3 separate regions of the Mus musculus genome follow, and all the other regions are linked to region 3. The links are chromatin loops, found by intact Hi-C in ENCODE. Cell type or tissue: left cerebral cortex. All regions are shown on one strand.

Region 1 (8,000 bases), 460 kb before region 3:
TCTGAGGCTACTCTAAACCTAAGAGACAATTAATATGGTAAAAGAAGCTGCCCAAGTTTTGGAAACTATTTAATGTTATCATCTTCCAATACCAAGGTACCTTCAATAAGCACTTTCCTAAAAATCAAGACACCCAGGATTACTGCTCCCTCTGTAATCTCTCTTATGCTCTGTATAAGAGGAACTCACTGTTGTGTTTCCAGTGCCTTCCAATATCAGGAACAAAACAAATGTTTAGGAATTGTTAATCTGATACTAATAGGGTAGAAATATAATACTGAGAAGACTCCCGGCTAAAGATAAGTATGTCATTTTCCTTCTTTATAAATAATGGACCTTTTTACTAACCATGTAGATTATGCAAAATAATATGCCTATGCTATGTACACACATTAGTCATGTTTGTTCAAATCCACCTTGCCTAATATCCTCTCTGGCCCTTCTCAGCCCTCTCTGCAGTTTTAGCTTTCTTTTTTGTCCCTCTTCTTTTAGCTCGGTATCATTTAGTTTTTTTTTCTTTACCCTCTCCAAATGAAGTAAAACACTGATTCTTGTTTTTATAGCTGGCTTGTTTAACTTAGTATGATGTCTTTCAATACCACTAATCTTCCTGTAAATTACAAGGTTTTATTCTTCTTAATAGTTGACTGGTACTCCTTTGCATCTGTGATGATAGACTGCTTTTTGAATCCAGTAACCTGCTGGTTGGCACCTAAGCTGACTCAGTAACTCAGCTGTTATGATTATGACAATGAGCACATACATAGACACCTCTTCTGTGTCTTATATTTACTTTGTATATATACCTAATAGGGCTTCAGACTGACCACTCTCACATTTCTTTTCTTTTTCTTCCTTTTGTTTGTTTGTTTGCTTGTTTGTTTTGTTGAGACAGGGTTTCTCTGTATAGTTCTGGCTGTCCTGGAATTCACTCTGTAGACCAGGCTGGCCTCGAAGTCAGAAATTCGCCTGCCTCTGCCTCCCAAGTGCTGGGATTAAAGGCGTGCGCCACCACTCCTGGCTCACTCTCACATTTCTAATGGAGATTTTACATTTCACAGTGCATGAAAATCAGTTGCTAAGGTGTAATGCAAGTCATTGGAGAAGAAAGAGGCCCCTCAGCTCAAGGGGCTGTAATTTGTAATTTGGTAGGGAGCATGTTTGCCACCTAGGATATGCAGGGGATTCAGGAAAATCCAGAAACTACTTATAGGTCACAAAGGAGATGAGATGGTCTCTGAAGTCCAGGCAGCAGAATTATATCAGAAAGCTCTACCAATATAAGGTGTGCCCTAAAAATAGGAAAAGATTTGGGTCTCTAAAATACCATCAGACTCGCAGGAGGGACACATGACTTGGACATTGACGAGGAGATCCTCCCTTTAAGACCGTAGCGCCTACCAGCTTTAGCCAATGCTCATCAACCTATGGTACCACTTCTCAGGTATGTTTATATTACTACCTCCCCAACTTCACTGTGAACACCTTCAGGGGAATGTATCATGCAGGCCAACTATTAATTTTATATCCCTTATTTTTTTCTAATTTGTGCCTCTAGAACTTAGCTCAGTGCCTGACACATGCTTATCTGTTCATTAAATGCTTACTAACTGCCAGCATGAGTTATGGATGAGTAGATAGATGAATTATTTCCCTTTTTCTCCAATTCATCTTCTGTATTGGGAGAGATGTTTAACACCTCTGGAATGACAAGCAAGAAACTCCTAGGGACTGGGGCAGGTGGAAACATAAATGAGGGAATCAACTGGTCCAGGCTGTGTACTGCAGAGAAAGGCAAACCACACAATCTAGGACCACATGAGGAGAATTTCAGCTTCAGTCACTGAAACTTTGAAGTGGCTGAATATTTCACTCTACTTGCCTTTTATTAAAAATGAATTTTTTCATGGACAGCAGATGTTGGAGATAAACAGGAGAAATAAGTTATATTAGTTATATTTATAGTGACTTTATGCTATTCTTTTGTTTGTGCTTTCCACTTTGAACTTTATGAGGCTCATAGAGAAATTCTGTTATCATTCCATTAGACATGTGAGTGCTGAGTATTTTGATTAATATCACAGAATTACAGTACTGTGGGGGTCAACTAGAACCAGAGGCTTTTGCCAGTGAGTCCCTTAATTTTGATCACTGGGCATAAAGAACGAATGCTTATTAAATGGGAAGTAGGCTCATGTTCCGTAGTCACATATAACAAGATTGTTAACATAGAGAAATCTTTTCAAAACAGCCCTCAACTCTCAATCTGTTTCATAAAAGCACTTCTTATTGTTCTCAATGGGTCCCATATAGTTTTATTATATTGCTTAGCAAAAGTACTAGCCACATGTAAACATGACTACTTCATCTACTAACCAATGCCTCTTTGATTTGACATACTCTGTAACATTTGGCATTAGGGGCATGGGGATAATTAATAATGAAAATAAAACAATCTTATCTTTGAATTTTGATGAATGGTGGGGACTGTGTTAACTCTTCTACAGCCCCACTTCCTCCTTAAATCAGTTCTGAGAAGGACTTATCTTTGGAAAACAAAGAACAGAACCACTGGGAAAGCAAAGAACAGACATCTCCATTGGTAAATGAAGTGATGATGTCAGCTCTATCATTTTTTAAGTTTGAACTATTCTTTTAACTCATATTCTTATAATTATGATGTCTGTGCTTTAGGTATTTGCCATCCATTTACAGAGATGTATTTGTTTTAGGACTAAATAAGATGGTCGATGCAAGTGCTATAATAAAGGACATAAAACATGTGTTTATTTCTCTTTAGCTAATGCACATAGAAGTGTAGATGTGATTGTACTGGCCTGTTAAAGATTACTGGTAAATGAAAAGACTCTTGTTTGTATACAAAACCAACTTTAAATTCTTCATGAACAAGCTAAGCCTGATGGTGCTGGCCTGCAATTCTGTCACCCAGGAACAGGATGTAAGACTTCTAAGAGTTCAAGGTCATTACTGGCTATATTCCATGTTCAGGCTACCGAGGCATCACATTACTAAGCCAAAAACTCTAAGCCAAAATTCTCCAAAAAGAGGTAGAAAGAAGACATGTGCCACAGACATAGGTTCTGTTAACTTCTTTTCGGGTATCACTTTTCTCTTCTCTGTGCTGTTGGCTGCTTCTCCTGGATTCATTCACATGTAAAACTGAAGGCCCATCTGTTCACAGTGAGATTTTCAAATAACAGATGCAAGCATGGAATATGGAACTGACACAGAGCGAAAGCCTAGATATCAAGCATCTCCCTTTTCTGAAAGCCATGGTATGTTGTACAAATGACTGTGTTACCCACAAGGAAAAGTGGAGTCATCAGACATATTACAGGAGTGCTCCTGATGGCGCTGCAGGAGTTTACACTGAGACTTGAGCAAAAGAAAAAAAAAATGGGCAACCATATTTCATCTGGAAAGACACAGAGAAATTCACACAAATCTTCAGCTGGCATCCCATTCCAACCTCTATTTTATAATTTTTTGCTTTGCTTGTATTGGTTTAGTGAACATTCTCTTTCTAAGTTAATCAAAATGTGTTTTCAAAAGATGAGCTGTGGGGCTAAAAAGATTACTCAGTGTATAAGAGCATGTATTGCTCTTGAAAATGACTAGGTTCAATTTCCAGCACCTGTGTTCCACAGCTCACAACTACCCACAACTCTAGGTCCAGGGAATATGACGCCTTTGTGTGGACTCTGCAGACACTTCAAGCCTATGCACAACCACAGTGACGTACATGTATATTTTAAAGTGTATTCTTTGTTTATTCTTAAGCATTCTTTTGATTATTGCCCCACCAAGGCTAATGTTATTGTTTATTTCCTTTGCACTTCTTGAATGTTTCAGTTGTGTCAGTGTCTTGATTAATTAGCCTGCATATCTGGTTTAAGCTAGAGTTCTACAGCTTACCAAAGGAATCTAATACATGTTTCCTGTCTCTAGAATTGACAAGAAAAATATTGGTTTCCTTAGGTTGCTGTGATATAAAGAACATAAGTAGGATGGACTTGGTGTCAATCCTGGTCCACTGTAAAATATCCAGAAAACATTAGACTTTCAGATGATGCTTGAATAAATCCTCAGCATGGTGCAGATGTTAAAGGCTTGTCAAATGGCAGAAGCAGATCTAACTTGGAGAAAGGGATTGTGTTACATAATAATTCATAGATAATAGTGGCGTTTAAGTATGCTTTGTGACTTCGGAGCCAAGGATGTTTCTTTGTCTGTTGGGTTAATATATATTTGTGCTCATTGTTTTTCTCATTGCTGTGACCAAATAGCTGAGCAAATAAAAAAATAACTTAATGGATGAAGGTTTCTTTTGGCTCATGGTTCACCATCGTGAAGCATGGTAAGTAGTGTGGACCAGCTACTTTCTCACTTATCAGCGGATAACAGAGAGATGAAGCAAAACACAAGCAGGGAAATGCCCTCATAACCCTCTTCAAACTCAACCCCATCTACTGATCCCTCAGTTTCTGAAAAGAGATGATCTAAATATTTAAACACATGATCTTGCGGGAGATATTCTTTTATTTAAATCATAGCCACCTTCTCTTAACGTTTTCCTTTTCAATGCTATTTTCTTTGTTAACTTTGTTTTATATTTAAAGGTTTTGTTATTTGTTGTTGTATATGTTTCTTTACACTTATGTTCTTTTTAAAATGTGGCTACCCAGAAACCCCTAAAATACAGTGTAAAAGTACTAATAGTCACTGAAGAAGACATTGCACAAAAGCAATTAAATGAAGTATGGTGGGAAGGAATGTTAGATTATGTCTAATGTTACAAAAACAGGCTGGAGACAGTACTGGGGCTTATTCTCATTCTTTGGGCATGCTAGCAGATCAGTCAATACATACACATACCCAGTTAAAATTTCCTCATTAAGTATTTTAGCAGTTACCACCCCTTTCCTGGCATTTGTGGAAATGTCCTCATCACTTCTAAGCCTCTTGAGGGCTGAGATGGCGCGTTCTAATAAAATTTTCCTTGATGGTATTTCCACAATTATTGCTGAAGTTCAACATGCCTAAAAGGTCAAATAAAGATGGTACTGTTTGCAGATAGTCCCTAGACTGTTAGAGGGATGAGTCAGCAGAAGGGTACATATCAGCCTGCTTTCCTTTAACTAGAGGGACATATGGAGTATGGCTGCTGCACCATAAGCCCATGTCTCTTCCAGCTGTTTGGACAAAAGGTCAGCTTGGAAAGTTGCCTGAACCTAATGTTAGAGCTACACGCATTCTTTTGGCAGGCTGCAGATGGCCTGTGGTTTAGATTGTCTAATCAATCACAGCTTGCACTTTACAAAATGATGGTACAACCAAGGACACCTTTATTACTGTATTTTATGAGGCCATTTTACCCTCCAGGCTTCATCACCACCATGGATAATTAGAAGCTAGCAGGCCAGCATGGCAGATTCTGTAATTTGGTAATATGTCCCTCTGGCTTCAGAGGGGATATTCAGAGCTCTTAGTTGTACCTAGACTTCCTTTGGCACCGTCCAAGAAGTCTCACGGTTTCTAGAAACCTCTATAAAGAATGTGTGTGTTCCAACTTGTATGTTAAGAAAGCAAAATGTAGCAGTGCACCATTCCTTCTTCTGAATAATAAATGGAGAGATTAGGTAGAATCCAACTTCAGCTGCGTATCTGTAATCTGTCCTATTTCTCTGCCTCTCACAGAGGTGCTCATTCAAATATTTTGCTATAATGTATTTGTTTCTCAATGTATCTGAAACAAAATTATTTTTAAAAGCTGAAAAGTGAGCCTTCTGTATATTCATTCTACTCTGTGATCAATCAATCAGCAAGGCTTTACTCTGATGTACTGTATGCCAAACAGTTTGGCAACTATCACAGACCATTAGAACTGAAGCTTTATGTTTGATAAAAAGAAAGAGCTTAAAGAAACATATGCTCTGCAGTTTGGAAGACATGTAAGTTTTTACACATACACCCACACATGCACACATACACAAACATACAAGTATAGTATTCTTCTGCATGGGTCTGCAGGAGGCAGAAAATGGTATTATTCAGAAACCCCTTTCTATTCTTATAACTCATTCTCCTGCGAAGGACATCTCACCCAGTGATTGTGTTACTTCAAATATATTTTCTTCTCCATAGTCAGATAGCTGCATTTTAGCACACACACTTGATTTTTGTCTATTCTATTTCTATTTCGATGAGATTGGATCTTCAAAATTTGACTTTCAATGCCTTCCCTTTAGTCCTAAGATACTGCCCCAAACCTTCACCATAAGTTTACCTTGACAGTTTTGACTAAAAATCTGCACTGCTTTTCTCCACAGATTGTAACTTTTTCTTCTTTTTCTAGACATTAATTTAATTTCTGCTGTCTTCTCCCTGATTCTCAATGTGAAGATGCTATCACTTTTCTGTGTGAGCTCTCTCTCTCTCTCTCTCTCTCTCTCTCTCTCTCTCTCTCTCTCTCCCTCCCTCTCTTTACCTATGGACCTAGCTATACATTATTTTTTAAATGCCCAGCTTATATTTGAGTTTCTGATTATAACAGTCCTCATATTCTCTAAGCTAGCATGCATTGCACTAGTTTTTTTTAAAAAAATAAACTTCACTAAACCAGAGAAATCTAGTCTGTCTTGCTGACCCCTATCTCTAAGACCAGAGGCAAGATATGACTTGATCTATAGTCATTGACCTGATCAGATCGAACACCATTTTAATAAATCTGACAGGACATTTAAAGAATAAAATCTTGATTAAAAATGGCACTGTACATTTATATGTTATTAAAGTGGTCATATAAGGAAAATTAAAAGACCCTTTGTAAATATAATATATTGGTAACTGGCCAGGAGAAAGGAGAGGCTCAAATAGGAGTGACTTTCCTCCACAGACTGTTTGCAGACCTTTGAAATCTCAGTAAAGCTGGGTCTTCAAATTGTGATCTTCAATAAATTAATAATAATCTTTAATTTCTTCAATGAGTCTTGGTTTCTAGGATATGTTATTTTCCAGTTTAAATGTAAAACTATAAAGCATGAGCACTCTTCATATGAGGAGCCAAACCTCAGACATTTGGCTTATATAACTTCCCTGTTGGTAAGTAAAGAGTCAGAATCCAGATTTGTTCTGTACCAACAGAATATGTCCTCTGATTTTCCCTGCATCCTTCTCCTAGGCCTTCCTCAAACATGCATGCTGGGAATCTAGTATGTTGTTTTACCCCTATGGTGGTAAGACTGTGGTAAGTATAAGACTGCCCATCTCCATTTAACTTGTTCAAAAGTAAACCAACCCTTGTCACCTATTATTCCACTCTTGGCAACAATATGAAATGAATTGTCTTTTGAAAAGTTTCAAAGGCTGATAAAAATCTTTCACTTCAATATCCATATTCACAAATATGCACTTAGCAGCCAGAGCAAGGGTCCATGTAGCTCATTTAGTAAAGGTGATACATAGTTGTACAAAGTGTCACCAAATATCTACTATATTAAAACAAATTCTGAACTCTCTGACCCATGACTATTCAGTCACTAAAGAAGATGGATTCTGAAATCCCTCTCATATCCTCTGTGAATAACCAGTTTCAAAATCAATTTGTTACCAACAAGAAACTTCTCATTATTTACAGATATATTATGCTAAATGGCCAATCATTTTTTATTGATTCTCAATGTTGTTACTAGAGACACCCTGAGTCTATAATCCTTACTGATCTCATGGTCCTTGGAAATGACAGCTAAAGCCAGCAGCTGGCTTTGGAAAAGAGTGGAACAGAGACACTGCTACTGCAGTTTCATGACTTAAGCCTGTAAGCAGTTTGATGGATGGTCAAGTAAAATATTTCACTAACCCTTGATGCTTCTAAGAGATATTAGTTCATCACTGTTGTGATGAAAAGACAAGTATGAGGTTAGGGAAAAGGGCCAACAAGCTTTAGAAAATTCCTCTTCATAACACAAAGTTTAAAATTG
Region 2 (8,000 bases), 350 kb after region 3:
TACTCCAAGTTTAATTATAGGCATATATTCATATGCATTTACCTTTAAACATACCTTTATGTCACTCTCCAAATGTTATTATTCATATTCTTGTTACTTCAGACAAATTAATTCTCAATTTCCTAGTTGATAAATTTTATAACCCTGAAAGTATTAATAATATCCATTTAATTTTCCAAATTTGTCATCATTATCTAGCTATAGTTTGATATTATAAATATAAATTATAAATGCATGGTGTAATAATTCAATACACTTCATATGACTTAAGGTCTTCAAATGCAGTCTTATTTAATAATAAAATCTTAAATGACCACATATGACGTGGTCATTTAGACTGTGAATTCTCAAATTATCAAATGATTGTGTTTACTTCCAATTATCACTTCATGTGTGTTAGAGTTACAATAAAATAGTCATGTCCATTGTGTTACTGCCGTTGGGTTGGGTTCTTTATACAAATTTTACATAATTGTTTATTGTTATTATTAGTTTATTTACCATTTCCGTTATTAAACTAAGACTAGATAGAAGATTGTCAGTTGTACTTCTGCATGTAGTTAAAATGAGTGCTATTTTTGAGTGCTATTTTCAATATATGGAACTTTTTGCTGTTGGGTGAAATCCCCGTGGTCCTGTGAAAATTCTGTGAAGAGTCACCATGACCATGCAAGTCTTATAAAGACAAACATTTAATTGAGTCTGGCTTATGGTTTTAGATGTTCAGTTCATTGTCCTCATGGCAGGAAGCATGGGAGCATCCAGGGAAAATGTGGTACTGGAGGAGTCAAGAGTTCTACATAGTGATCTGAAGGCAGCCAGGAGGAGACTCACCTCCACACTCATTGGAGCTTGAGCACAGGACCTCAAAATCCACTCACACAATTACTCACTTCCTCCAATGAGGCCACACTTACTCCAATATAGACCATACTTCCTAATAGTCCCACTTTGCATTGACCAAGGATATTCAAACTACTCCATTTCCCTCAGTTTGAAAAGTATCTTTTTATTTTTGTTTTTATGTTATTTCATTCTGCTTTGTTTCTGTGTGGATGAGGGCTGCTTGTTAGTACAAATTATTTTGTGATAAATTTTATGACTTTTTTATTTCCTCTCAAATGTCCCCATTTTGTCTTTATTTAGAATGAAAACTTTGAAGGCTACTGAATTCTGTGTAAGGTTAAATTTTTTCAATACTGTTTTCTGGTTCTCATTCCTACCAGAAATGCCTCCCTCCTTTCCTAAATATCCTCACATGAAATATCCTTTCCTAAATATCCTCACATGAAATTTGTATCATCCTTAATTCAGATTCTCAATTTGTTTTCTTTCTCTTCAGCACGTCTGCGATAACATGCCTTGGAGCATTGGGCTTTGTACTTGCTGTTGTTTCCTGAATTTCTTTTGGATACCTCACTTCTTTGATATTGCATCATCAGAGTTCTTTTTCTCAATGTTTCTTTGAATCTTTTATACTGATCTTTTCTTCTAGATTTTCTAATTTATTAGTTTGAAAATGTGCCAGTATAGTTTCCAGTATTTTCTTCCTTTCTACATTAAGTTGAACTGTCTTCAAACTCAGATACTTGGTGATATTTTTCATTTTTCAATTTCAATAGGATTGATTTTTATACGTTCCAAATATTTCCTGAAATTTTCTTCCATGTTTTTCACTTTGTTTTGTAAATGAATTACAATTTCACACAATCATTCTCTTTGCTACATATTAGAAACTCTTACCACAGAACTATAGTATACATTAAAAAGACATTGTTTTTCATCACATTATAGTTCAGTGTTTGATGTCACAAACCTATGCCACAACAAATGGCTTCAAATTGTATTATTAGAAATTCACATGCAGGTGAAAGTGAGTGACAGGAAGTTCATAAATAAGGAGTTTTTACTCTTGCTTCATTGAGCTATACTGAGGGCTAAGTTCTCTATTTACTTCTCTTTTTAACTGCTTCAATAAAAAATTATATTACCTGCATTTCACAGGTAAAGTTGTCTCTCAGGGTAGCTGCTATTTCTTTCTCTGAACTCATTCTGCCAAAATTGACAGCCTCTTCGGGGACTGGAAGAAGGCTGTGTTGCTAGCTATGGAATTTTGAAGGGAGCATCTTAGGCTGGGCAAGGGAATTATACCAAACAGACTGAAATAAGACTCTCAAAGAAGAATGAGTGAGTTCATGCCAGAAGGTACTAGATGTGCTGGAGAACCAATAAGTACAACATTTCTTAGCAACAGTTAACCAAGTATTAAATGACATTTTTAATTTAATTTCTCTTACACACCACAGTACTATGGAAGCAGTCTCAATTCAATTTTAAGTATAGACAAGTATTTGAGACAACATAAAAGATGAACCTAAAGAAGTTGTCCCAAATTTATTTCTTAAAAAGTGTCATTGATGTTGTTTGTATTTCCTGTCATCTTTTTTTCTGAAAAACTTCAGGCGTATCTTTCTGAAATTAGGCTGACAACCTAAGGAAGGAGAAGCACTAATGATTTTTAGTCATAGACTTGATACTTTGAATAACATACTTGAATGTCAGGTTCCATTCTCTAAAGAAATTAAATATTCAAAGATCACTAGTGCTTTTATACAGTTTCTATATTTTTGTATGACTCTTTATGCCATACAGTTTAAAATCATATTTCTGATATCATTTAACAAGAATGTAATGCCACATTCCATGAAAAACTAACATGAAAGATTAGGTAATTATAGTGAAAAATATGCAACTTTCACAAAAGACTACTGCTAGACATTTGCCATGGATTCCAACATACTACTCATAAAAATTAAACAGATTTTCGATTTGTTGCTCTGAAGCAGCGATCAAGTAAGTAGATTTTAAATCAGGTAAAGAAATAAATCATCCCTCCAATTCTTGTGTCAGCCTTCCAGTACATGTGGCAGTTGTTAATCTAATTTAATGATAAGGAAGGAAAAAAAATTGGGTCAGGTATAGCAGCCACTACCTAGAATGAACAGGCTGCTGAGTGGGCATTTAGCTCACACAGAGACACTTAAGTCTTCACCACCTCCATGCTCCAAGGTGGTGGTAACATCTGAAGTGAGCCATCTGTCACATACCAGAAGCTGATATTAAAAAAACCTAAGTGATTGTAGATGCAAGTGAGAATCAAAGGACCTAAAACAAGGTCTTACAAGAGGGCTGACAAATCAGACAAGTCACCAAGAAACAGAGGTTCACAGAGTTACAGGGGAGCGAAAAAGGATACCCAGGGCATCCAGAAAAGACCCACTAGAAACTCAAGTTTCTTCCATGAAAGGGTGAAGGATTAGGCTGCAAGTGAATTCTGCAAATCTCCTAGTAATTAGGGATGAATCAAATACCATGCTTGATGGGTCTCTGGAAGACTTCCCCCACCCCCACTTTGCAACAACTTTGTCAAAATAAACCTACTCATTGTCCTCCTACTTTTCAGACTTGATGTCCTTGAGTTAACCAGCCAGTCACTGGAAACTGACTTGCAACAGATCTCCAGCTCTCTACTTAACACTTCCGTGCTTTTTTTATTTGGCATCAGTTGTCTATCCAATATTCTGACTTGAATTCAGCAGCAGACAATGATACAGTTCTTGACTTTTCTCCTTAATTTTCACCAATTCATTTGTAAACAAATTATGATTCTATATTCTACCATGTCTGATTTGCTTTTAAGTAACCTAATAATATAAAATTCCTTGGAATCCTAATGTAATCCATAACTGATAACCATGTTTAAAATAAGCATACTGTCCTAATACAAAAGAAAAAGTTAATAAGTTTAGTATTCAATAATGTGCAAAGCTTTTGTAATTACAATGTTAAAAAATGTAAAGAAGCAATCATCAGCTCATTACAGTATCAAAAATAAACAAGCAAAGAAAATATTAAAACCATACCTATGTATAACAGTAAAACTTACTTACTAATAACATAATGCAATAATTTAGCATAGTTTTAAACAGACAAAGGAATTTTTCACACTATCAAAAATATTATCTATATTAATTGTATTCTAGCTTTGATGTTAGTTGTTCTAATGTTTGTTTTAATATATTTTTATTAGATATTTTCTTCATTTACATTTCAAATGCTATCCACTTTCCTAGTTTCCTCTCTGAAAATCCCCTCTCCCCTCCCCTGCTTCCCAGCCCACCCATTTCTGCTTCCTGGACCTGTATTTCCCCTATACTAGGGCATAGAATCTTAGCAAGACCAAGGGCCTCTCCTCCCATTGATGGCTGAGTAGGCCATCCTCTGTTACATATGTAGCTAGAGACATGAGTCCCACCATGTGTTTTCTCTGATTGATGGTTTAGACCCAGGGAGTTCTGGGGGTACTGGTTAGTTCAAATTGTTTTTTCTCCTATAGGCCTGCAGACCCGTTCAGCTCCTATTTTAATTATATTCTATTATCTACAATTTTTAGTATAAATTACTGAAATTCCAGCTGATGGTGTTTTAAATACCCCACAGTGTGAATATTTAATGGTTAAGAACTCTTGGTAAATTTTCAAACAAAATATAGTACTTCACTTATTTACATAATCTTGTATTCTTGGGGAAATTCACTAAACATTAAAATCATAAAAAATGCTATAAGTTTAAAGATTATATAGAGAATTGTTATACAATTTTATTTCTATGGATTTGAATTTTATACTACTGAACACAAGCAAGTATATTTAATAATTCCTTTTAGTGGAACTTTGTGCCACCCTAAGCTATCAAACTGCTTCTCTTGAAGTAGAAGTATGTTTCTCACTGAGATGACTGAACCTTTGTAATGCTGAGAGAACACACTGGGAATCCTGTGAGACTCTCCCAGACCTACACTGAGAATTCTGTAAGACTCTCTCAGTCCTACACTGGGCAGTGTGTGAGATCCTTCTAGACCTACCTTTGTATGGTTTTGAAGCCCGGTAAATTCCCACAGTAAGCAATTATTTCTGGTGTAATCACCTATTTCTAAGGCTCACATTTACTTGAGACTTCGGGTGGAAAGAATAGTAGCTGCATCTGGTTGGAAAGAATGCCAAAGTACAGGGCAGGCTCAGGACAGAGATCATGGCAGTGTGGGCGCCCTCAGGTGTACATGTCCTTGACCACACTAGAACTAAGAAAGTACTCAGTAAATACTCACTGAGGATTTGTGTTAAAAAATGACAGCTAAATAGGGGAATGCCTCCTGACAGCATTGTTCATCTATGTGCCTGGAGTTTTTGTTCCAATTACCAAGGTGACACTAGAAGCCAAGGGATGACCTCTGTTTTATCTATGGAATGATAAATGTCATAGCTGCAAATTTGTCTTTTGTTTAAATTTCAAAAAAGCCTGTGTTTATCCATTGATTTTTGTGGGATTTGGGATTTGGTGCACTGATGTTTTCACTAGAAAGCACAGAGTTGGGGGTGAACTAAAAATAGTAGAATTGCATCATGCTTGTAAGACTCAAGGGGATTATATTCATTAACATATTTGCCAGATGTGAAGCAAAAAACTAAGAACAAATAGCAAACAAAAAAATGCTAGTCACAATGAAATCAAAGCTAATTCACAGATTAGTAACTTTTGTTCATAAAAGTCTCTGAGGAGAATTGACCCATATTCACTATTGACCTTCAATACAGCACTACTGCACCAAGTCCAATGTACTCTGTGTTTCAGCGTGAAAACGTTTAAACATCTTCCAAGTACTTTGACCATTGCCAGTCTATCCAAGAACAAAGCAATAGCAAAATACATGCATTCAAAATTTTACAATAAGTCATCACACAGAAATCTTCATAATTCTCAGACTTTATGGGCCTTTATATCAGCATTATTTCAGGGCTGCTTTGGTAAGACCCAAACAAGAGTATTCCAGAACACATGACAGATTAGCAGGTGACATGCATCTGGGAGGTCCATGTTGTAGAGATCAACCCTACTTCCTCTACAGAGGCCACTAGGTTCTGCTTGGCTGGGAAAAGTAAATAGCAGTGAGCTAAACAGAAACCTGCCCTGAATCATTTAGTCAGGACAAGGGAAAGATATCACTTAACACACATTAATTTCCTTGTTTTAAAATGACTGAATATTTTTGTTCTCAGAAAGAAAAGTAACCAAAGGTCTTTAAAAGTGAAAGGCTTGGCATCTTGTTTTATTAATAAAGTATTATTTTTCTTATAGGAATAATGGTAGAGAAGCATTTTTCTCCTAAGCCACTATCCATCAGCAGTAGGAGGTATTCAGAGCAGTTCCCTGCATTTCAGCTGATTTATGGTTAATGCTGAGTATATTTCTTAATGACTGCAAGCATGAGCAGCTCTGGAGAACCACAAAGCTTGACATCTGAGATTTATTTTTCTATCCAGATAAAATTTCAAGTATGCTACAAGCAATTAAAGTGCAGGGAAAGCCTTCCTTCCCATTTAGACCTCTACAAACTTCAAAAATATATCACCATCTCTCCAGCATAAAATAGTCTCCAGCTGGGAAACTGTGTTAGAGTAAGGCAATAGGAGCTGAGTCCAGTTAAAAGACTGCACACAGACATCCTTCAGGGCCTTCACCAGCTGAGCACTGCCAAGGTATTTATACCCTCAAATATGGCTTTTGGTTTGACACAGTGTCACTGAGAAAAAAGACATCAGCTTTGTAAATGAGTTGGATGTTAGCCACAATTTTCACTAAAACTGTCTATATAGGAAAACGCTAATAAGAAAGGTAGAAAAAATAAAAACAGGAGTTACACTTTGGTAGACACTTGTAGGATTAAATGGGTGATTTATTGGTCCCTGCTGAAAACCCTCTTCTTATAAAATATTCATCTTCTGTCCCCCTGCACCCCATGAAGGATTTACTTCAGTTTTTACTGATATGATTAAATGGAATGTATTGTATGAAGATTTCCCAAATAGCTATTCCATAGTTATTTTTTATTTTTATTTTTATTTTTATTTATTTTTATTTATTTATTTATTTATTTATTTATTTATTTATTTATTTATTTACATTTTCCTTCACCATCCACACATGCAGATTGCTATCAACCTTTGAACTGATTCAATCAATGCTGAACATCAAGATGTAGATCTGGGGATAATTAAAGCAAAATACACATTATAAGCTTTCTAAAGAATGGTTGGGTTTTAGCCCATCTGCATGGTTTTTAGAAAAGTAGTCTTTCTTTAACCCTCTGTCTCAAGGTGTGTATGTTTCTCTTGTTCTGTCTCTTTGTATCTCTGTCTCACTGTCTCTGTCTGTCTCTATCTCTGTCTCTCTGTCTCTTTCTTTCTCTCTTTCTGTGTGTATGTGTACTTCCCTTAATCCCACCCTCATCCTGCTGTCTCTTTCCTCATTTTTTGCTTCCTTTCCTCTTCCACCCCATCATTCCTTCTCTTCCTTCCTTCCTTCCTTCCTTCCTTCCTTCCTTCCTTCCTTCCTTCCTTCCTTCTTCCTTCTTCCTTCCCTTCCCTTCCCTCCCTCCCTCCCTCCCTCCCTCCCTTCTTTCCTTCCTTTCCTTCCTCCATTCATGCTGCTAAGGTTTGAATGCATTGGTTCCAGTGGAGGAGTGTCAGCCACATGTAATTGATCTGTAATCAGGAATATTTATTTATTTAAAAGTGAATTTCTGAAAGTAGTAGACATCAAGAATATTTCACACTGAGTTTAAGGTGACAGATGTCATTACTTCAATTACTAGTGATGCTCCTTCATATTATTTATGCTTCACATCACAAGGAGACTAAACTAGAACTCAAAACAAATACTAGCTAAAGTTCACTGGCAACTTCCTTTCTTATTAAAAATACAAAAAGAAAACCTGGTTGAAAACAAAAACCTGGTTGAAAACAAAAAAGATGACACTCTTGATAAACTGTTTATAGTATGAGTTATACTAATTTCAGTTTGATCCCTAAAATCCATGTACAAAATATTGGACAACTTATAAATGGTTTTTATCCTATGCTGCAGAGGCTGCAGAGACAGTC
Region 3 (8,000 bases):
AAATAACACACAATCCCGGAAACTTTTGTTCACATCCCTGCTGAGTTATTTGTCATAATACATCTAGTTGTATCTGGACAAGATCTATGAGTTGATTAACCAGCATGAGACCTCTCTGTATCTTGACATTAGCTGAGGCCTGTTTATCTATGACTGTAGTCACTGAGGCTGACAAAGTGTTAATGGTGTCAGTCGTCTGGACCTGTCCAGACAGAGCCAAGGCTGTCTGAATCAAGGCTAAACCCAGTTCCTAGTTAGTGGTAAAAAAGCAGGAGAATCATTGAGAGTGGAAATATCGACATTATCCCCCAACGCTGCTCTCTCATTGGACAAAATAAGGCCCAAATGCTGCATAATATCCCTTCCCCAGAGGTTAACGGGGAGTGGGAGCACATAAGGTATGAATTTCCCTTGCTGTCCTTCAGAGGATTCCCACGTCAAGGCAACGGAGCTTATAGTGGGACATGATTGATATCCTAGGCCCTGTAATGAATGAGATGACTCTGTGGTGGGCCATGCTTTGGGCCACCAATGTGTAGAGATTATACTTTTATCTGCTCCGGTATCAAGGATGCCTTCAAACTCTTTTCCATTAATCTTAAGGCGGAGCTTAGGTCTATCATTTAAAGATACAACCAAATAGGCAGAATCATTTCCTGAGGAGCCCATTTTCTTTATCTCAGGTCCTGCAGATTTCTCCCTGGTATTATCAGGGAGGAGCAGCAGCTGAGCCATCCTATCTCCTTTGCTAATAGAAAAAACGCCTTTGGGGCTTGAGCACAGGACCTGTATTTCAGGGGAATGTTGACAATCCATAACTCCAGGGTGGACTACTAAGCCCTGCAAGGTGAGTGAACCCCGGCCGAGAATAAGGCCCATGGTTCCAGGGGGCAAGGATGGTATAGGCTCCACTGGCACCGGCTGAATACTCATTTGAGGCATTAATAGGAAGTCGGAGGCGGCACGCAGGTCCACCCTTGTGGGTCTTCCTGGGTCGCCTCTCTGACTGCTTCCTGGGTCCTGACAAACCGGTTCCCATATCTTTGAGGGCCCTGGGACCGAGGGCCCGATGACCCGTTTTTTGGCACATCAGTTGATTGACTATCAGGTGGGGGAAGGACTCTGCCCTTTATATCCCTCACAGAGCGACACTGGTCAGCTCTATGATAACCCTTGCCACACTTAGAGCAAAGAGTGAGGGTCCCTCCCTGTTTACCTGGAGCTCTGCAATCTTTCTTAAGATGCCCAGGCTTCCTGCAGTTAAAACATGTCCTCCGATCATTTCTGCCCATGGAGCATTTTTGGGATTGAAGGATGGCAGCCGCTAAGCCTGCATTGCTGAGAGGTCCCCCAAGCTCTCGACAGACCCTGAGCCAGTCTTGTAAGCCTTTGTTCTTTCTTGGGGCTATGGCCGCTCGGCACTCCTTTGTGGCTTGCTCATAGATTAGCTGTTTTATCAGAGGCGCAGCTTGCTCTGACTCTCCAAAAATACGCTCTGCTGCCTCTGTCATTCTGGCCACAAAATCTGAGAAGGATTCCTGAGGTCCCTGGATTATCTTTGTTAACTGACCAGTGGTTTCACCTGCTCGAGAGAGCGCCTTCCAGGCCCTAATAGCCGTGGAAGAAATCTGGGCATAAGCTCCCCAATGGTAGTTTGTTTGATCAGCAGAATAAACTCCCTGACCCGTTAACAAGTCAAAAAGTCCAATCTCTCTGCTCTGGAGTCAAAGCAGCTGCGTTTGCTCGGGCCTGCGCTTGTGCAGCTTCGTGCCAAAGCGCTCTCCATTCCATATATTTGCCCATACTAGGGAGAGCGGCTTTTACAACCGTTTGCCAGTCACCAGGAGTCATAGCGTGATTCGCAAGCCTTTCCACTTGTGCTATAGTGAAATTAGCACTGACTCCATAGTTACGGACCGACTCGGCAAGCTCTTTAATCTGTATATACGCTACCGGAGCGTGGACACGCCCACCCTCGGCTCCTTCAAAGACCGGAAATGCCTGTTGTATTTTCCTTTGTTCCTCCTTTGGAATGAACGAGTCTGTGCATTGCCTCTCTGTCCATTGCCTCTCTGCGCAGGGCTGATGCACTACGCAGGGCGGGGGCTCAGCATAGGGTGGAGGTGCACTATGACCTTGAAGCCGACTGCCAAGAGGCCAAGCAGCAAGCTGGCCTTTGCCAGCCGCTTTTGGCTTTTTCCTTGACCGATTAGCTCGCATTTTATCTGGCTGGCACTTTTCTCTCTCATAACGAGCTGTTTCCTCCTCCAAGTCTGTTTCTTCAGAGAAGCTAAATTTTTTATCTGATTCAGAGCTACTAAGAACTAGCTCCTTAAACTCATCTAGTGATGGGTATAGGCTCCTTCTCCTAGAAACCTCCGCTGATTGATCTTTTTTCTTTTGTTTTTTCTCCTCTTTCCTTCCAATCTCTCCCCAGGTATTCTTCCCTGACCTTAACTTTTCCTCAGGTTCAAGACCCTTGGAAAGGCCTGTATACTTATTTTGTGTACCATATTTTCTCTTTGCTCCTATTCTCTCTCCCCGCTTTACTTCTGATAGATTGTCCTGAATTTCCTCTAGAATCCGCCCTATCTTAACCACTTGATAACATGTGAAAAGGAACAAAAGGGCTTCTAACACCAGAAAAAATTCAAGGCCAAACATTTTCCACTTTACTTCTGATAGACTGTCTTGAATTTCCTTAGAAAGTTCAAGGCCAGGCTTACCTCGTAAAGCTATACTCACTGGTACTCTCGTTCCCCAGCTGAAAAGTTCTGAATTCATACAGTTGAATCCTTCTTAACAGTCTGCTTTACGGGAACCTTTATTACCGCGACCCGCAGTTCTGGTTCTGGAATGAGGGATCTTCCTTGCACCGGTGATGGTAAACTCTCGTCCCGAGTTTTTTCTCGTCCCGGGTTTCGGCACCAATTGTTATTAGACGCGTTCTCACGACCGGCCAGGAAAGACGCAACAAACCAGAATCTTCTGCGGCAAAGCTTTATTGCTTACATCTTCAGGAGCCAGAGTGCAAGAGAGCAAGCCAGCAAATGGCGAAACCCCATCCCTTTTTTAAGGAGAATTATCCTCCACCTAGGATGTATTACTCCCTGATTGGCTGCAGCCCATCGGCCCAGTTGTCATCACGGGAAAGGCAGAACACATGGTGGGAAAACTGCCCCTGCATGTGTGCAGACTATGTTTACCACTTAGAACACAGCTGTCAGTGCCATCTTATAATGGCAAATGTGAGGGCGGCTCCTCACATCTTTTTATTGGGGAATTGAGTCCATTAATATTAAGAGGTATTAAGGAAAATAAAAATAAATAAAATAAAAGTAGGAAATATAAAAATAAATAGAAATAAAAATAAGGAAATAAGGAAAAATAAAAATAATTGTTGCTTCCTGTTATTTTTGTTTTTAGAGTTCAGATTCTGTTCTTGTGGCTCTCTTCTTTTAGGTTTGTTGAAAAATTACTTTCTTGCTTTTTCTAGGGCATAATTTCCTTCCTTGTGTTAGAGGTTTCCTTTTATTATCCTTTGAAGGGCTGGAATCATGGAAAGATAGTGTGTGAATTTGGTTTTGTCACAGAATATTTTGGTTTCTCCACCTATGGTAAATTGAGAGTTTTGCTCGGTATAGTAGTCTGTTCTGGTATTTGTGTTCTTTTTGGGTCTGTTAAACATATTTTCAATGAGCACTTACCAGTGGCATGTCTTGGAACTAAAGCTCCAAAACCACCTTGAGCCCTTAATTATCCTAAGTCTAATGGAAAGATACTCAAAGAAACTGACTGAATATACTATGAAAAAATATATCATACTTACATCAATACTTAAAGAAGCCTTAGGAACTGAACATGAACATAGCTCTGTTCTCCTAGGTAACTGCTCCAATTTTAACTTGTCAGTGAATAAGTTCTGGCTTCTATAACTCCAGAATATTGCTTAAACACTAAATGAGTTTAATATTGTTTGTTAGTTCACATTCAAAAGTTATTGCATATACTCCTTAAGTAGGTGATTTTCAAATCTTCAGAACAATGATTAACTAAGACAAAATATGTAGTAAATACAATGACTATATATGCATATTTTGCATAAGAAGATATGCTATGTGTTTGTATAAGTGCATGTTTGAAGTCTTCTTATACTTCTAGTACAGTTGTTAGTAACAACTAGAAAATCCTTCCTATAGTCTACTGAATTTCATTTAATGACTGAAAATAGCTTGAAGAGTATAGACTGATCATACTGTATAAAGTAACATGGCTTAGTAATACAGCAGAAAAGACAGTGAGTGCCTTCTAGAGACACACATGGTAAAGGAGCCAAGAGATTCCTGATCAGTATCTGAGGTGCCAAACTGGGCCTCACTCTTAAGTTACTCTTAATGTTGGTGTTTGGCATTGAATATGTTCTATATTCACACATTAGTGAATGTGTGAATTAAGGCAGCCCATAGAAGGCAGGCTCATCACCCTGCCTTCAATGACCCTCAAACATCGTCTTTTATTTTTGGTTCAAACAGAGAAAGTATGGGCAATGACATTTACCATCCTGCTTGCTTGTTCACGGCAGGTACTGTCATAATAACCCTGGGAAAAAGATGTTTTCTTGACATATAAGTTCAGTTATACCATCTTCTGACTAGAATGATTGAAGGCACCTTCTTTTGGGATATTTTTTGAACATATTTTCTATATTACTGACAAAGACAAGCTGGCTCTTTTTGGGGTTTCCTTTCCTGGAAGGGAAACACAATGACTCATTTGTCTAAGTTGGAAAGTGTTTGTGATGATGTCTGGTGCATGGTGGGTTCTCATATAAAATTACATAACTTTATTTTAAATTCAGTTCCACTTTCCCATAGAATCAGGGCTGTTAAATTGTGAACATATTTTTTTCTTTCCTGCTTCATAAAATATGAGTTGTAATCCAGATGGTATTTCCCACAGAAACATATGGACAGACAGTTTACACAGGGGACTCTTTCAGGATCCATCCCTACTTAGCACAGAAGGCTGACAATTTCACCAACACTCTTCAATATCCTTTTTGAGGAGAAGTCTGAACAAATCTTAATCATGGGAAAAAAAAAAAAACACCTGAAGAAAGATTACGTAAGCTGCTTCATTAGAGGACATGATTTTCATGTCAAGAGACTGGATAGTGTAGGGTGCTGTGAAGCACAGTAGAATAATGAGAAATTCTTTCCTCTACAAGTATAGAAAACAGACTTTGGAAAGAACATGCAACATGACCTTGGATCATATAATTTTCCATTTTATTTATTTAATACTTTATTTTATATTTATGCTATGTCTGTGGAGGACATTGTGAGTTACAAAATGGGCATGCCCTTTAATATTTGCTTACTGGGTACCACTACATAAGGGTTATGCATATATTCCATGCAGACAGTTTTATCTATTGGAGCAGGCTGAATTGCAGATGTGTACAACACAAATAGAGCAAATGATTAGAAGTCAGTGGAAGACTAGAATGTCCCCTTATTTTATAATGTCTTCTGTTCTCTATAGAAAACTGATAATTACTTTTACACAGTTCCTTTTCTGGGTTCGTGATGTCTTTCAGCTATTAATATAATTTGTTCTGCCTTAAATTTGTGAAATTGTTTCCTGAAGGAGTCTCCTGTGAATTTGTGTAAAGAAAGCATTCTTCACCTCTGTGGGTGTGAACCATGCAAGCTGCTAAGGTCGAGAATAAAGTTGTAAAGACAGAAGAAACATATACTTTCTCAGCTTGAATCTTCTTTACCACTGGACCTCAGAGATCTAGACTTAGGAAGTGGACCCAAGCATCCCACTCCATTTTTCAATCTGATCCCCACTCAAGATCAAAGTTCATGGACCATAAGGAGCCAAAACTGTATGAGCTACTTCTAATACCTTTACTATGCTTCAATTCATGTTCACAAACTATGTATTTTTATGGAGAATGTTAAAAAACAGAAAAATGTAATTTGCTATATGAAAATCTTGTTATAAAATTTCTCTTAGAGAGACTATTATAAGACTTGCTCATCCTCAATTTCTTCATCTGGACAATCTGAAATAATGTCACAACAGCATGCTGTGATAAAAATTGAGGCTCATGATTTAAAACTGACCAAAGCATAGGGCACATCGAATGTTTAGAGAGACTGAGATATTAGAGAGGATTCAGACAGACACACACACACACACACATTCATGTGTATACACAGAGGGATTAAATTTGTATTTGAAACATGACTAGCAGAGCAGAAAACAATTATATCACTGATCATTGTTGAAAAAACAGAAAAAAAAAACTACTTCATGAAACTAGCATATGTTAAGGGTAATAAATATTCTAAGATATCTTATTCAGAGTGGGTATTGGAAGAGAAAGTATCATAAAAAGTAAGGGAAGCACCATAGTGAGAATGTCTGTGCACCACAACTAGGTTCAGAACAGGCTAGTGGACCAGCAAGAACAGTTATATACACTTGCTTTCCAGCACATTTTCAATAAAATAAAAGTTTTGCTATTCCTCCCCCATGTTCCCAGAGGTAAACACATCTCAAATGAGGAGATACTATCACTATCCTCAGGAGTATCATGTCTCAGTGTCTGTAGGAAATGTAACATTCATCAAATAAAATGCATCTGACCTGTCTGTCAACAAGTCATCTTTAACAAAGCTGGAGCAGGTTTACCTTGGTGGCTTTTGCTACACACACTAACAGAGCTCCTGGGAATAGAGACCTGATGACAGAGATGGGAGGTTTAATCTGATCTGTTTGACTCTTAACACTGACAGTTCTGTTCTACATGATGCAAATCCTCCACAGTGTCAGGCACATACACAGCAACTAACAAATGAGATTTTTATGAGTTCACAGTGAATATTGTGGTGAATCCTTTCAGTATATCTTGCTACCTTTCCTATCACCCACTGCCTCTGCACATGCAGAAATCCCTGCTGATGTTTTTTTTTTTCCATTTGGGTTCAGGCTGTTGGAGCTGGGGAGCTATTTGTAATCCTGAAGCTTACCATGGCTCTACCTCGAGATGGTGCTCAGGATTAACTTGCATGCTCTGTGGCATCACACACACACACACACACACACACACACACACACACACACACACACAAGTTGTGTACCAAATTACTTATCCTGGTCCCTTTAATCTGATGACTTGTATCTGTTGGAGATGTAAATCACACTTGAATGATCCAACAAGATGGAATCAGGAAATATATTTAAAACAAACATTGAACATTTTTGGTGGCTTAAAATACATCACAGCTTTTATTTACTTTCTGTTTTAAACAGAATTTGAAAACCATATAGTCAAGAAATACTGTTAGAGTCTCTGCACCATGCCAAGTGCAACCCACACAATTCAATCCTCACAGTTAAATCACTAGCATCAACTCTATGTTTCTGGTGATAAAATAGTTCTGAAAGTTTGGATAACTTGTCATCACCCTGAAGCCATTAAAAGGATGATCTAGAACTCAATTATGTTTTCTTACCTCCAAACTCCTGTAGAGATGCAGCCCCTTTTAAATGTCCTGCACTGAGAAGTCCTGCTTATATTCTCCTGTAAATTCCTACAATGTGCTGAGATATTAGGGTAGCATGCAACCTGAACATACAGAGAAAATAGAATCACTTCAATGTGAAGACTGTGAAAATAATTTGCTGCTTCAATCATCTGAAAGTGCATCTATCCCATCTGACAGCATTTGGCAAGGATGATGAGAACATCAATGGCTTAGTGAGGCTGAAGTCTTAGGGGATGTATAACCTTATGTTTCTGAGCATTTAACTCATTAAAATACACAAAGAAAGACCTTATGGTGCCATCATTTTATCCAGCTAACATCATCAGTAGGGCTCAAGTACTGTGACTTTCTATAGTCATTCCAGCAGCAGTGAGCATATGGTTTGACTTCTCTGTAAAGCCTCAGGGCATCCAACAGTATCTTTCATGGATAATGGAT

Evidence for each region. Hi-C counts contacts between places; a loop is a spot of excess contacts. Peaks named below come from ENCODE experiments on the same cell type or tissue, not always from the same donor. Only the 100,000 strongest peaks of a DNase experiment are listed, where the experiment ranks them.
Region 1: a loop joins it to region 3, with 7 times the contacts of the local background. A loop is called at or near these places in 2 of 42 quality-filtered maps.
Region 2: it touches region 3 in a loop (12-fold over the local background); 2 of 42 quality-filtered maps call a loop at or near these places.

What each region holds. Positions count from the first base shown.
Region 1 is chr9:16,928,545-16,936,544 of GRCm38, forward strand. No RefSeq gene overlaps it. Among named protein-coding and RNA genes, the nearest start is that of Gm39296, 420 kb to the right of the region's middle. In left cerebral cortex, no CTCF peak of the experiment used is centred here; a DNase peak (open chromatin) is centred at 3,205.
Region 2 is chr9:17,739,464-17,747,463 of GRCm38, forward strand. No RefSeq gene overlaps it. Among named protein-coding and RNA genes, the nearest start is that of Gm39296, 390 kb to the left of the region's middle. In left cerebral cortex, no CTCF peak of the experiment used is centred here; DNase peaks (open chromatin) are centred at 3,055, 3,382 and 6,451.
Region 3 is chr9:17,388,373-17,396,372 of GRCm38, forward strand. No RefSeq gene overlaps it. Among named protein-coding and RNA genes, the nearest start is that of Gm39296, 36 kb to the left of the region's middle. In left cerebral cortex, no CTCF peak of the experiment used is centred here; DNase peaks (open chromatin) are centred at 4,858, 5,672 and 7,385; H3K27ac peaks cover 844 bases.